3 separate regions of the Homo sapiens genome follow, and regions 1 and 3 are each linked to region 2. The links are chromatin contacts, found by Hi-C in ENCODE. All regions are on one chromosome and are shown on one strand. Each heading gives the region's core, a stretch centred on a gene start or an enhancer-like site at or near the end of the contact. The rest is flanking DNA. Distances are from core to core; before and after follow the strand shown.

What was found. Hi-C counts contacts between places; a loop is a spot of excess contacts on that map. Pooled maps may share reads with other maps.
Region 1: a loop to region 2 is called in a pooled map, with 6 times the contacts of the local background. The contact joins the promoter of PGAP1 here to the promoter of NDUFS1 in region 2. A Hi-C loop is called at or near these places in 2 of 50 pooled maps.
Region 3: a loop to region 2 is called in a pooled map, with 13 times the contacts of the local background. The contact joins the promoter of KCTD18 here to the promoter of NDUFS1 in region 2. A Hi-C loop is called at or near these places in 8 of 50 pooled maps.

The regions. Positions count from the first base shown.
Region 1 is chr2:196,924,327-196,928,902 of GRCh38, reverse strand. PGAP1 (post-GPI attachment to proteins inositol deacylase 1) reads left to right here and starts at 2,196. Exons shown (of 27, transcript NM_024989.4): 1 at 2,196-2,433. The coding sequence starts at 2,287. RefSeq lists a silencer at 1,998-2,247.
Region 2 is chr2:206,156,772-206,161,557 of GRCh38, reverse strand. It overlaps NDUFS1 (NADH:ubiquinone oxidoreductase core subunit S1), which reads left to right and starts at 2,114. Exons shown (of 19, transcript NM_005006.7): 1 at 2,114-2,217. It overlaps EEF1B2 (eukaryotic translation elongation factor 1 beta 2), which reads right to left and starts at 1,663. Exons shown (of 6, transcript NM_001959.4): 1 at 1,499-1,663; 2 at 848-970; 3 at 86-212. The coding sequence starts at 1,578. RefSeq lists a silencer at 1,327-1,396 and enhancers at 1,657-1,916, 2,027-2,436.
Region 3 is chr2:200,507,261-200,512,083 of GRCh38, reverse strand. KCTD18 (potassium channel tetramerization domain containing 18) reads left to right here and starts at 2,016. Exons shown (of 7, transcript NM_152387.4): 1 at 2,016-2,456. RefSeq lists a silencer at 1,784-2,243.

The sequences.
Region 1 (4,576 bases), core at 947-3,446, 9.2 Mb after region 2:
GTACTTTGGGAGGATGAGGCGGGTGGATCAAGAGGTCAGGAGTTCGAGATCAGCTTGTCCAACATGGTGAAACCCCGTCTCTACTAAAAATAAAAAATTAGCCGGGCATGATGGTGTGTGCCTGTAATCCCAGCTACTCGGGAGGCTGAGGCAGGAGAATTGCTTGAACCAGGGAGGTGGAGGGTGCAGTGAGCCGAGATCGCGCCACTGCACTCCAGTCTGGGCAACAGAGCAAGACTCCGTCTCAAAAAAAAAAAAAAAAAAAAAAAAATTAGCCAGGTGTGGTGGTCACACCTATAATCCCAGCTACTTGGAGGCTGAGACACCAGGATCACTTGAATCCGGGAAGCGGAGGCTGCAGTGAGTCAATATCGCGCCACTGCACTCCAGCCTGGGCGACAGAGCAAGACTCCGTTTCAAAAAAAAAAAAAAAAAAATTAGCCAGGTGTGGTGGTCACACCTATAATCCCAGCTACTTGGAGGCCGAGGCACCAGGATCACTTGAACCCGGGAAGCGGAGGCTGCAGTGAGTCGATATCGCGCCACTGCACTCCAGCCTGGGCGACAGAGCAAGACTCAGTCTCAAAACAAACAAAAACGACACGTCTCATACAGGACTTACTTCAATGACATATTACTTAATTGCCCTCCTGATCAGTACCACCTACAGCTCCCCTGTTATCCTGGTCTTTCCAGACTTATCTCCCTACAAAAAAGGAGACTGCTTCCGCATTTTCCCATTTCTGTCTTTCTCCGTCAATACTCCACATTCCGTAGCTAGCTGTGTTTGTTTAGACTTGCAACTGTTTCTGTGCAGGGTAAAGACTATCTTGATTTTCAGGATCACTCCACTTCTTCTTCATAGTTTCGTAATCTGAACATCAGGGTGTTGTACAAGATAAACTATAAGCTTCCTTTTGGTTTTAAAATTCTTTGATTTTATGTATTGTAGCCAAACTTCCTCTGCACAGAAAATATACCAGAAAATCAGCCCAAGTTCAATGAAATTCATTTAGTGCCAAAGACCATTCTAAGAATCCTGTGGTTACTACACACACACGCACACACACACCGTCTACTGTTGAGTCAGCTTTAAAGAGTGATGTCTTTTTCCTAACATTCTAGTGTTTTGAAGCTGCTACAAGTGATTGATTTCGAGCTTTTTTTAAAAACTCCTCCTTTGTACAAAACAGAACCGAAATTCTTCAAAACGAATTAAGTCATTTGCGAGTTTGAATGGAAGCTGGACGAAATTGCCTCCTCCAGTTAACGTGGAACCCATTCCCCAAGAGATGGAGGTTCTGGAGAGCAAGGCGAGTCAGCGTCAAACTGATTACGCAGATACCTGTTGGGGACGTCAGTGCTAATAGATATTTTGGTAACATATTTTAAGGACTAACGATGCTTTTTGTGATTCAGGCTTTCATCTGATACCAAGAGCAGAATCTCGTCGGCTTGCGGGTGTTTTTTTTTTTTTTTTTTTTTTTTTTTTTAATGAGCCGGTGCTTTTAAGCGCTGTTACCTACTGGGCCCAAGTAGGCGGTAGAAGAGGGAAAATAAAGCCATTTGTTCCCTCTTCAAGCTAACTGCTCCAGAGAGCTGTGAGTGTGCTCTACTACCGTTGGGAAAACCGAAATTGCGGAGGCCTGAGTCTTTTCAAAATTGAACGGGAAGCGTTTTTAAACTGCCGCAGGGAGAGGCGTTTGCGAGGTGACAGCTGATGACCCCTGGGCTTTTAAGTCCTCCTCCCCTCTCTCGGTCCGCTCTCGGTCCTTAATCGCCTCTGGACTCTGGGCTCTAGTCCCCTCCCCAGATTCACCCATCTGACACCCGCCTCCTGCCCAATCCCCCGGCTCGTCTCCAGGGCTCCCGCGCTCCGCCCATCCCCCTCTGGATGCTTCCTCTCTCTCTCTTCTTTCCCTCCCGCCAGCCACTCCTCGCGTCTTTCTCTCCCCACTTCCCTTCTTTCCCCTCACCCTCCAGCCCAGCCCACCCTGCTTTCTCCCTCTTTCTCTTTCCCGTAGATCCGCGCTCGCGCTGCAACACCTACTCCTCCCTCGGCTCTGGGAGTCGCCAGGCCAGAGGCGCCGCGGACCTGGTGCGCGCAGGCGCACTGCGCGGCTGGCGAACGGGCAGGCCGGGCATCAGCGCAGGCGCGCGCGGCTGGGGCTCGGCTCCGGGGGTGGCGGTCGGACAGTGTCTAGCACGCTCAGTCCGGGCTTGGGGCCCCGCGGCGGAGAAGGAGGTAGAGGGGGCGGCGGCGGCGGCGGCGGTGGTGGCGGCACCATGTTTCTTCACTCAGTTAATCTCTGGAACCTGGCGTTTTATGTCTTCATGGTCTTTCTGGCAACCCTGGGGCTGTGGGATGTCTTCTTCGGCTTCGAGGAGAATAAGTGCAGTATGAGCTACATGTTTGAGTACCCGGAGTATCAGGTAAGGTTCTGCCCTCTCCTCAGCCGGGCGCTCCAAGACTCTGGCCCCTGGTGCCTTTTTCCTTCTGTGGGTTCGTCCTGCCTTGGCTCTCTGCGCCTCTCGGGCCCCCTGTCCCGTCCTCGCCTCTGTTTTCTCCGCCCGGGGAGACTCTGCATCCCCCTTCTGCCCCCCTCACCTCCCCTTTGTGTCCCTTCTTCACGGTGGGGTGTTTGTTAGACGATTTCCCGAGAGCATCCTCGTGGTCGTCCTCGTAGTTACTCCGCTGTCCCTCCGCCTCCTCCCCAGCCCCAAATCCTGGGCACAAGCTCTTCTGACTGGCCGGGCCCAGCCCCCCTCATGCCCAGAGAGGCAGCCTCAACCCTTCTCCCTAAACCGAAGCTCCATCCCTCTCGCGTTCTTGCCTTAACCCGTGCCCCAGGACCTTCCTTTGCTTCCCACGCGCCTAAATTCCCCTCGCGCCCGGTGATCTGCTCGTCAGATTTCGCATTTCTAGAAAGGGACCGAGCGTCTGCAGAGTGTATATTGGCTAGATAGTTCCCAAGGCTGTTTTTAGAGACTCCAGGGTTTTGCCTATGGGTAAACTGGCGAGTCATTGAATTGGAAACTAGATCCCCTCTTGGAAAGATGTTGCAGATCCTCTTATTTTGCAGGTTAAGGGGCCGTGCGTGTGTGGGCTTGCCTGTGTGTGTGCATACCTGTGTTTATGCATGTCTCTCAGCAGCCGAGCCTCTTAATAGTTGCATACAAAATCTATTTCATGGTGCTATTTTTGTTTTCTCGCTGGGTTCGGAGTTTAAGAGAGAGCCAACCCTTCTCTCTCCACCCCTACCGCTTCCATGCCATTTTGAATGTTTTCAATCAATGGCTTCGTTAGTTCGGCATAGTAGGATCTAGAATTTCATTCATGACTAGCTGTAAAAAGAGGCGCAGACAAATTACACAACTGTCCTAAGAGAATTTTTCCGAATGATTCTTTTATTTCTAAGTGCATCTCTTAATTATGGACTACCTATTGTAATAATTCCCTACCATAAAATGTATATGCACTATAACATATATTGATAAAATACATTTTTAGTATACTCTTAAAATCACAGCAGTTTTTTTTTTAGGGTGAAGGATGCAAGTCCTGATTGCTTCTTTGTACAAGTCATTATGGAGGAAGCCTGTTACTTGATTACGCTGCTATTATTTTGATCTTAAGACTACTTAAGGTTTAAATTGCTGAAGAGCATTCTTTCCCATGGGAAAAATTCTAGTAAATTTAGATTTCATTTGTGTTTAGATCCTTACCTTGGTTTTGCATTTATGATGATAAGAGAGTGGAAACATTTGGTAGGGATGCTATCGAAGGAGAAGATTTTGACATGTTACTGTCGTCTCTGTTCATTTCTAAGCAAACCTTTTTAGTTTAGTATTTTAAAAAACTGAAAATAGAGCTATTATAATTCCCTCCTTATTTTTGGTTTAATAATTAGGAAACTCCCAATAGATTGAAGTAGGTCACTTTAGTTTTGTACCGCATTGAAGAGTTTGGTTAAAATCATTTTGTGACAGTACAGTACTAATTCCCATTTATTTTTAGATTTCCTACAATTATTGAAGCTATTTTAATATTCACAGAAGTAGAAATTGTTCTCTTTAGCGTTGGGAACAAAGCATATGGATCTCACAGACGCATTTCCTGCCTCATAAATTGACTGGAAAAACAGAAAATTAGTGTAGCTAATGGTAAAGAGCTCTTTGGGTTTTTATTGTTGTTGAGTAGTCTAGGTTTAGTTATTTTGGTTTAAGTTGCTTTTTTGGGGTTTTACACTTCTATTAATAATTTGCTAATACAGTAATAATCACAGTGGCAGAAGTTTTTGATTTTTAGCAGGTTTTTATGATGTAAAAAGCTGTGTTAATTCATGATAGTATTTATATTGTATTCTTAAGTCTTTTTGTTTTGCATACCAGGTCATGTTATCTTACAAATACAATTAAAACCAGCCTATAGAAATGAGTCATTTTGAACATAGTGAGATTTCTGGATAAATGAGGCCATTCTGTTGAGAACCAAATGGCTTTCATGAATAAAAATGTTTTAAAGATATTTTACATATTGCTTACTTTTAATTATATTTTATAGTCAGCTCTCTAA
Region 2 (4,786 bases), core at 865-3,364:
ACCCGCCTCAGCCTCCCAACATGCTGGGATTACAGGCATGAGCCACTGCGCCTGGCCGATATGTTCTTTATAGAAGACGCCATACCTCCTCATCATCAGATCCAAAGAGGTCAATGTCATCATCATCTTTACTATCTGTAGCTCCACTTCCTGTAGTGTCTTCCACATCGGCAGGACCATATTTGCCCAAAGCTTTCTTCACTCCTGGCAGGCTTGAAAAACATTTAAATTCAACCACTATTGAGCTAGTATAACATCCTTTTCCAGAAAATACAAAATAACTTGTTTTAATCACTACTTATCACTAGATCCCTTTTGCAATCATAATTTACCCTTTCACATGCGCCCAGGTAAACACTGTCATATGTTCAACTCCTCACCCGACAAGCATTAGTACCATGTGAGACATTATTTTCAATACTCACTATGATTTACTCTTTCAGTATGAACATTTCTGTTTGAGATTTCATTAAGTATGCTCAGTTCCATTCTTAGTGAACTGGAGTCCACTTCCCCAAACTTCCACCCTTGTTGGCAGTTTCAGAAGAATGGCCAAGGACTGAATGAATGAGCCACCCTCTCACCCCAGAGGTGGGCCCCCCAGGTCAAGGTCGAGGCACATTGGCAGGGCAGTGTGGGGAAAAGTTGAATTGCTGCTGTCCATGTTCTACCTGTTCTGTGAAAAAATGGAGGGCTTCAGTCTCTTGGCCTTCTAAGGTTACAGAAAAATTTAGCTTACAATATCCCAACAAAACTAAAGTAGCCTGGGTCCAGTTTTGTCATGTGAACATCCTGATAAACTTCGAGAGCAGTCTTATTCTTCAGCTCTATACAAAGATGATTTTACCTGGCCTTTTCCTTTTCGTAAGACTTGATGTGATTATACCAACGTAGGGCATGACACAAGTCGGCAGGCGGTGGGCTGGACACGGCTTCAAATACTGCCACATCTGCTTGTGATGGCACATACCTGCCAAGGACACAGAAACATTCACACACACCTTTGAAAAACAAACGCCAGCGAATAAATAATAAATACCGTATGCATCACATTAATTAGTGGGCACTAACCCCAGCAGGGTTGCTTTAATGCTTTTCTTTTCTTATTAGCTCCTTCAAATCAAACCATATGTTTGGGTCACCGCGCTATCCTGAGAAATGTCTGCCACTAAGTAGACCTCAAATACTGCAATGTCTGGCGTTGCTCTATCTACAGCTTAACATGTATTAACTGGGCAGCGATGCGGAAACACCTGGCTGAATTAAGTGTAAATAAAGCACATTTTAACCTTTCCTTGCTCGTGAACCGCTCCCCGGAGGCCGGGCTCGCCCCACACGAGGGCCTTGGGAGACGGCAACGGGGCGCTTTCCCCTCCCTCTCGAAAGGGCCCCGGGCCCGGCCTCCCTCCCTCCCGCGGCAGCCGACACGCTGCGCCACGTGGCCCCGGCCCCGGGCGGAGAAACCTCCCCGCCACCCCGACTCAGCCCGTCCGCTCACCCCTCGATGTAGCTCTTGTCCGCCAGGTAATCGTTGAGCACCTGGAGGCCGGCAGGGCTTTTCAGGTCTCCGAAACCCATGGTGTCGGCTGTATCCGAGAGCTGGGGAGCAGCAGAAAGAGAGCGCGCAAATTGTGGGCGCCCCACGCTGAAGAGAGGAAAAAGGACCCGAAGAGACCGGAAAATTCCTTATATAGAGACGGAGGCGTTTCCCTCCACCGCGCCGGACCGAAGGTTAAAGGTCAAAGTACTTTTGCATTCCCACTTCTCCACGTACGAATTGGGGGCCCTGAATTAAATGGCCCACAAATTGTCCATGGACCTTTCGTTGCGTTTGGAAGTAAATTAATAAAATAGGCATGTCTTAAGTTCGTACCTCCACGGCTCCCGAAGATGACGGGAACCAGCCCTAGAAGCGCCGGAGATGACCGAAGACGCCCGGCCTCGAGGCTGGGGCCACTTCCGGCGGAACTGCGGGTCCAAGTTGTCCTTCCCGCCTCCGGGCTGGGCCGACCTCAGCTCCGCCCTCTGGTCGGCTGACGGAAATTGCCGACAAACTTGTCGAATGCAAGGATTCTAGTCCCTCCGGGCTTTCCGTTCTCCAGGCCCGGCTGACAGAGTTAGCCGAGGCCGCCATATTGAATAAGCGACCCGGCCTCCTAGGGGGTCGTCGTGGTCCAGACAGTTTAGCAGAACAGCCTCCGCGGCTCCGGGGAGAAGGTGAGGTCTTGTATGGATGGGAAGGGTGAGGTGCGTCGGCCAGAGGCTTATTTATTGACGGGACTGTTTCCTTTGGCCCACGCGACGTAGTCTTCTGTTGTCCTTGACTGGGCGCCGCCTCCCGCCCCGCCGCCTCGGAAGCCCCTGAGAGCCGGCAGATGGGGGGCTTTTAGCCACGGTCTCTGGTCTGATGAAGCAGAAAAGAAGATGAGGATCAGGGGGTCCTCGGGAACGCTGTCACGAATGTAGGCTTGCAGGTGACCTTCCCTCTGCAGGGAAAATTCAGGACATTTCCCTCTCAGAGGAGGAGGCCGTTTTATTCCCCGGGAGAGGACCAGTGTCCGATGACTTAGGCCTTAAGACTAAGCCTTTCCCCCCAGATTTTTACACGCCTGATACAGTGCATGATTGTTTGGTCGCTGTTGTGTTAGCAATGGCTCACGCTTCTGTTTGTTGTCCTTGTTTGTTTGGTCCATTGACCACGTTGGACAGCATTTTTTTATTCCTTTAACTAACGGGAAATTGAGAAAAACGACTTTTGAAAAGTTAGCCCAGGATTGCATTGCAAATAACAAAACGTTGTTTACAGGTTATTGGGATCCAGTGCTTGAACTGTAAGGTCTTGGATCAGACACAACTCTGTTCACACACGAATTGACGGTATAGAAGTGTAACGTTAACTGTTTTTGATGAATAAACAAGTTATTTTTGTTTTGCGGAATATTCTTGTTTTCACCGACTTAAGGCTGCCAGAGCACCTGCACTTTTTAAATCCGGGAAAGTGGTCTCTACAAATTAACGACCAGAAATTAGAGATTCAGTTCACTTAACCGTTATTGAACATTTACTACGAGCCAGAAATGAGTCCGTAAAGAAGAATAAAATGGATGATATGCTGGGGGAATCGTAAATGTTAGATAGCCTGGTCAATGAAACTGAGAAAAGGCTTTTAAGCCAAGATTTGAAGGATAAGGAGGGGCCAGGGAAGAGCATTTCAGTCTGAGGTCACAGCCGGTGGCAAGAGGGGAGAGGCTGTGTGGGAATAGTGTGGAAGCTTGGTGACCTGTTAAGCTATTGAAGGCCGGAGGCGGTGGCTCACTCCTGTAATCCCACCACTTTGGGAGGCCGAGGCGGGCGGATCACGAGGCCAGGAGATCGAGACCATCCTGGCTAACACGGTGAAACCCTGTCTCTACTAAAAATACAAAAAATTAGCTGGGCGTGGTGGCGGGCGCCTGTAGTCCAGCTACTTGGGAGGCTGAGGCAGGAGGCTGGCGTGAACCCGGGTGGCGGGGCTTGCAGTGAGCCGAGATCGCTCCGCTGCACTCCAGCCTGGGCGACAGAGCGAGACTCTGTCTCAAAAAAAAAAAAAAAAAAGCTATTGAAATACTCCAGGCAAGGAGTGATGGTGGATTGGGATAGGGTGGTACCTTGGAAGGCAAGAAGTAAATGGATGGATCCATGTTGGAGAACGTGGAATAGCATAGTCCCTATATGGAAAAGTATCCAGTCTAGTTTAAGAAATGATTAGTCATTAACATTTTCCATCCAAAGAGATAATTATTTCTATTGCTACTTGGCATATCAATGTTCAAAGCACATATCGAAGTGTTGCAAATCTGTATTTCTTATGTTGGGCTATGCTTTGTTGCTGGATGTCAACAGTCTAGTTCTAGTTGATTTCCTATCCAAAGTGAGTACTATTTTTATATTGCATTGGAGATAAAAAAGTATTAAAGTTTTAAAATTGTATGAAATACTGATTGTTGATTTCAAATCTGTCAGTGCTCTAATGGAGTAAGTTTAGGTTTATATTTATGCCATCAGTAGTTTTTAATAGGACAGATGCTACTCTAGTTCTAGAACTTGGTGATAAGACTGTTTGGTGGTTATTTTCATAAGGGTCCTGTGCTAGGTCTTCAAAAAAGGGAAATGTCCAAATTCCTTGTCCTCAAGGAGCTTACAGTCTGGTAGGTACTAAAATTGATTACTAACCTACAGTTTAGTAAGTAAAACAAAAATATCTACACAGTGTGTACTGGTACTAAAGAAAAAGAGCTCAAAGAAAGAGTGCTTTAAAATTGGTTGTCTGCCAGGCGCGGTGACTCACGTCTGTAATCCCAACACGTTGGGAGGTCGACGCGGGTGGATCACTGAGGTCAGGAGTTTGAGACCAGCCTGGCCAACATGGCGAAACCCCTTCTCTACTGAAAATACAAAAATTAGCCGGGCGTGATGACAGGTGCCTGTAATCCCAGCTACTTGGGAGGCAAGAGAATTGCTTGAACTTGGGAGGCGGAGGTTGCAGTGAGTCAAGATCACACCATTGCACTACAACCTGGGTGACAGAGTGAGACTCTGTCTCAAAACACACACACATACTGATTGTCAGTGGCCAGTATTGCCTAAGTTGAATTCAGCTTTAACTGGCATTTGTTGAGCCCCTACTAATAGCTCATTGTCTAGGAAGTATTGTTTTCCTCCTGCTCTATAAGTAAAGAACCAGAAACTCATTTACCCAACATTACTCACTAGCAGGAAACAGATTGGATATTTGCAATTTCAGTAT
Region 3 (4,823 bases), core at 767-3,266, 5.6 Mb after region 2:
CACAAGGGTTGAAACTGTCTAATGTCTTTCCTAATTCCCCTCAGATGCTTCCCTGTTATTACCTCACAGGTGTTCCCTTCAATAAATCTCTCACATGTCTAATCTGATAATATTGTTTGCTTCTCAGGGGATCCATATTAACACATTGTATTTGATCCACCAACAAATTTTATGTCATGTCTATCTCCTGAGTACCCCTCTTGCATCCATCCACTTCTCTTTATTGCCAACACTACTCAAGGAGGAACTAAGACATTTCTCCCCTGGATTATTGCAATAGTCATCTACTTCCATCTCACACCTTTCCAATCCATTCTCATCTCAGTAGCTGCAGTGATTATTTTTTTTTAATAGTAAATCAATTGTGTCACTTCCCTGCTTAAAACCTTTCAATAGCTTCTCATTATGCTTACAGTCAAATTAAATTTCTACCATGGCCACACAATACTTTAGAGTCTGGGCTCTTGCCTCTCTCTTCAACCTCATCCCATCTCATCTTCCCCTTTGTCCTGATGCCCACCAAGGCTCAGACATACTAGTGGCCTTTCTCTTCCTACAAATTGCTGAGTCCTTTCCTGCCTGAGGGGCTTCCGACTTGCTCTCCCTTCTTCCTAAAATACCCTTCCTCCATCTCTGCAGAAGGTGGACTCATTCTGACTCCTAGCCCTCAACTTAAATGTCCACTCATTTCCTCGCACCTAGTTATCACTCTCTGTCACCACTTTGCTTAGTGTCTGTTTCTCCCACTTGAACAAGGGCAGGCAAACTATGGCCCATGGACCACCATTTGTTTTTGTCTGGCCCATGATCTAAGAATGGCTTGTACATATTTAAGTGTTTGAAAAAGCTGCATTTTTAAAAGAATATTTTTTGACACATGAAAATTATGTGAAATTGGAATTTCAGTGTCCATAAAGTTGGAACTAGCAATGCTCATTTGTTCAGGTTTTGCCTATGCCTTCTTTTAGACTACAACTGCTGAGTTGAGTAGTTGTGCATGGCCCACAAAGCCTAAAATATTTACAGAACAAGTTTTCTGCATGTTGTACTGGAAAGTAAGGTTGAACGCCCATTATTTGTCTCTTCCAGTCCTTTACTCTCAGTGCTTGCTCCATAGCTAGTGCTTAATAATTACAGGTTGAACAAACCTTCCCTCTCTCCTAAGACTGTTAATATCTAAGGGGATAGGTTGACTTACCTCTCTTTGGCTTATTCTCTTCTAAGAGCCAGTCAGGGAAATTTGGAACCAAATATTTTTGATTTTGGGGAAGCACCTTGAAAACAGGACTGTTATATTTCTCTTGAAATATCTAGCACAGTACCTTGCACAAGGTAAGATGGTGCTAGAAACTGGAAGAACTGTTTTAGGGTTATCGTTAACAGGAAATTAAGTAGTGCATGCAAAGCACTTAGCACAGTGTCAGGTGTACAAAAGTGTTGAATAAATGTTTGCTCTCGCCTCAATTTTCCTTGCTATAATGGGAAATAAATATCACCCTTTATATCACTGTCACACAGACTAAACAAGAATGCTGTGTGTGAAAAAGCTTTGTAAGCTGCAGACACTATCCAGATAGACTTATCCAAGTGCAATATATTAACACACGTTGGCACTGAGCAGCCCTGTTTGGAGGGATGGGCACTGACCTGGGGGTGAGAACACTTAACATCCTAATTCTTGCCACTTATTAAGTGACCTTGGACAATCGCAACTTCTGCGGCTGTTTCTTCTCTTCACCTGTAAAACCAGCCTCTGAACACACAAGACCGTCCCTTGGGGTTCAGCCCTGGCCTTCTCTACCGTGTGTTTCCCTTACCTCCGGGATGGAAGACCCACCCGACTCCGAGGCGGCCCACTGGGGCGAGACGAATCTGGGGGCGGGGCGTGGCGTGGCGTGGCGTGCCCGGGACGTGGCCTCCCTCCCTCCCTGAGCCGCTGCCTCAGAGCCGGGCCGCACGGGGGCGCCGCTGGGGCCGCTCTGCTCCCGAGTTGCCGAGCAGCTGAGAAGGCGTTCACTTCCGCGTCCGCCCCGCGGCGTCCGGCGGCCGCGCCGAGGGTCTGGCGGGCCGCAGGTCAGTCTGGGAAGCTGCCGACCCGCCCCACCCCCCCGGTGCGGAAGAGCCGGGCGCGGGATGGGCCGCGGGCCCGGAAGGCGGCGGGGCGCCCTGAGGAAGGGCACGGGCCGCGCTGGTAACGCGCGCGCCCCGGGCTGCAGGCTCGGGCTTCGGGCCGATTTGGGGTCTCCAGGCCGCGGAAGACCGTGGCGGGGCTTTCTGGCTCCCCAGCTCCTCCCGGCTCTTCCCGCTTCGGAAGAGGAGTGTGAGCCCCTTGAGCGATGTTTTTCAAAGTGGGGTTCGCGGGCAGATCCCGACCCCTCCTCAGACTTTCTGAGGAACTGTGTGCTGTGGCCGGAGTGTCTTCGTTTTCCCAAGCGTCCCTGATGGTTTTGATGCAGGTGATCATAGGAATGCACTCTGGGGGACATTGTCCCCGAGGGCTGGACACTTTCCACATAGCAGGGAGCCTAACTGGGTGCTTTTGAGGATGGGGCCTGCGGAGTGCCCCCCTGGTGTGGCCTTGGAATGATGATGTTCCTATCCTTAGGAGAGACTGCCTGGGGTTGGGGTAGGAGGAGTAGCTCTTAAATCCTCGGGATCGGGGTGCTGCTGTGTTATCGTAGCCAAGTCTTGAGATGGACAGATGCTTAGAGAGTGAAAGGGCTGGGTCAGGATCCATAGGGGTGAAACAGTGCTGGAGGAGGCGGTGTGGGGTGAAGCAGGAAGAACTTGGGGTTCGTCCTGCCGTTCTGGATTGGGGCTGGCTCCACAACCTACTAGCAGTCAGTCCTTGTGTGGCCCCTGTACACATCACTCTTTTTTTTTACCCCAATGGCCTCATCTGTCAACAGGGACAGTAATTCCCATCCAATAGAGTTTTTGTGTGAATTAGGTAAAGTGTGTCAAGTGTCTCTTACAATGGCTGGCACATAATAAGCATTCAGTAAATGGGAGTTATTAAGAGTGACACAGGCCCTGGCTTCCTTGGCCTACAGACCAAAAAGTAGGGATTAAACAAGTGGGGTAAAAAGTGGACAGACACACAGTATATTTGTAGAATTGTGCAAGGATTCTAACTTGGGGGGCAGAAGGATACGTGGGACGGTCATGCAAGAAATTAGGTTTGCTGAAGGCCTTGAAGAATAGATAGGATTCCAGGGAGCCAGTAATGAGGCAGAGGGAACAAGTTCCATCCCATGCCTCAGAGGTGGCTCTCACACATGGATCTTTGGAGTGCTGCTCCCAGGACTTCTAGGCAGTGCGAGATGTCACATCCATAAGTGGTTTTGGAAGGCTGGACCTTTGGCCCATAATGGTTTCTGTTGCTGACCGTATTCTACACACATGGTCTTCCTCAGATTTTAATGGTCTCCTTCCATTTTATTGGAGACTAGCTGGCATCTACAAAACGATCTTAGTTGTTCACTGAGTAAAAGTGAATTGACATGGATGTAGTTGAGCCTTTTGGCAGCCATTTTCAACTTGCTATGAAATGTGTGGATACTGCAGATTCTCAATAATTGGGAGTACCTTTTTCATCACAGTATTGTTTTAGGTGGGAAAACACCACAGTGTCACTTGTGGTTCTGTGATCTCCAGAATGGATTAAAAAAATCCAACCCTTAAACCTTCCCTGGGCCTGGTGCAGTGGCTCACGCCTGTAATCTCAGCACTTTGGGAGGCCGAGGTGGGTGGATCACCTGAGGTCAGGAGTTGGAGACCAGACTGCCCAATATGGTGAAACGCCGTCTCTACTAAAATTACAAGAATTAGCCCGGCATGATGGTGTATACCTGTGGTCCCAGCTACTCAGGAGGCTGAGGCAGGAGAATTGCTTGAACCCGGGAGTGAGCCGAGATGGCGCCACTGTACTCCACCCTGGGCTACAGAGCGAGACTCCATCTCAAAAAACAAACAAGCAAACAAACAAAAACCCCCCAAAACTTCCCTAAAGCTTCATCCATTTCACAGTGAAGAAGCTGGATGATTTGGAGGTGTTATTTGTAGTTCTAGACTGGCCTGGCTACTGGTCTACATAGAATTCTGATCTCAGGCTGGGCGTGGTGGCTCATGCCTGTATACTCAGCACTTCGGAAGGCCAAGACAGGAGGATTGCTTGAGCCCAGGAGTTCAAGACTAGCCTGGGCAACACAGCGAGACCCTGTCTCATTTTTTAAAAATTTAAAAAAATTAAAAGAAGAATTATAATCTCAGTTGATAAATTATATATTCCTTAGTTACCTAACTTAAGAATTATAGTTATCATTGTTAATAATTCCTGCTCCTTTATTTCCTTACATTTCCAGAGTCAATATCAAGTCCCTCAGTAGACACCTTATGGTTAAATTTATATCATTATGCATAATATTTATAATTTATTGAATAGTTACCATGAGCTAGATTCTGCTCTTTTGCTGTTTTATATATTCTTTTAATTATTCCTCTTATAGTCCTTTGAGCTGGGCATCATCACTGCCTCCATTTTATGGAAGAGGAAGATAAGTAATTTGCCCAAGATCCTAGAGCTGGTGAGGGGAAGAGCCTAGCAGCTCAATTCCATGCTGTCCACTGATCTCTGCAGTCTAGAGGCTCCCTCAGACTTATCATGGTTAAAAAGATATGTGAATACTGAAGATCATAAGCAGGCCTCTCCTTTGTTTGCTGTGTGACAGAGAGTGCATTACCATGTTTAAACAGTCATTTCAACAGCAATGATTGGGTTGTTAGTCGTTTATTATCTTTTACAAATCCTCTTAGCCAACATT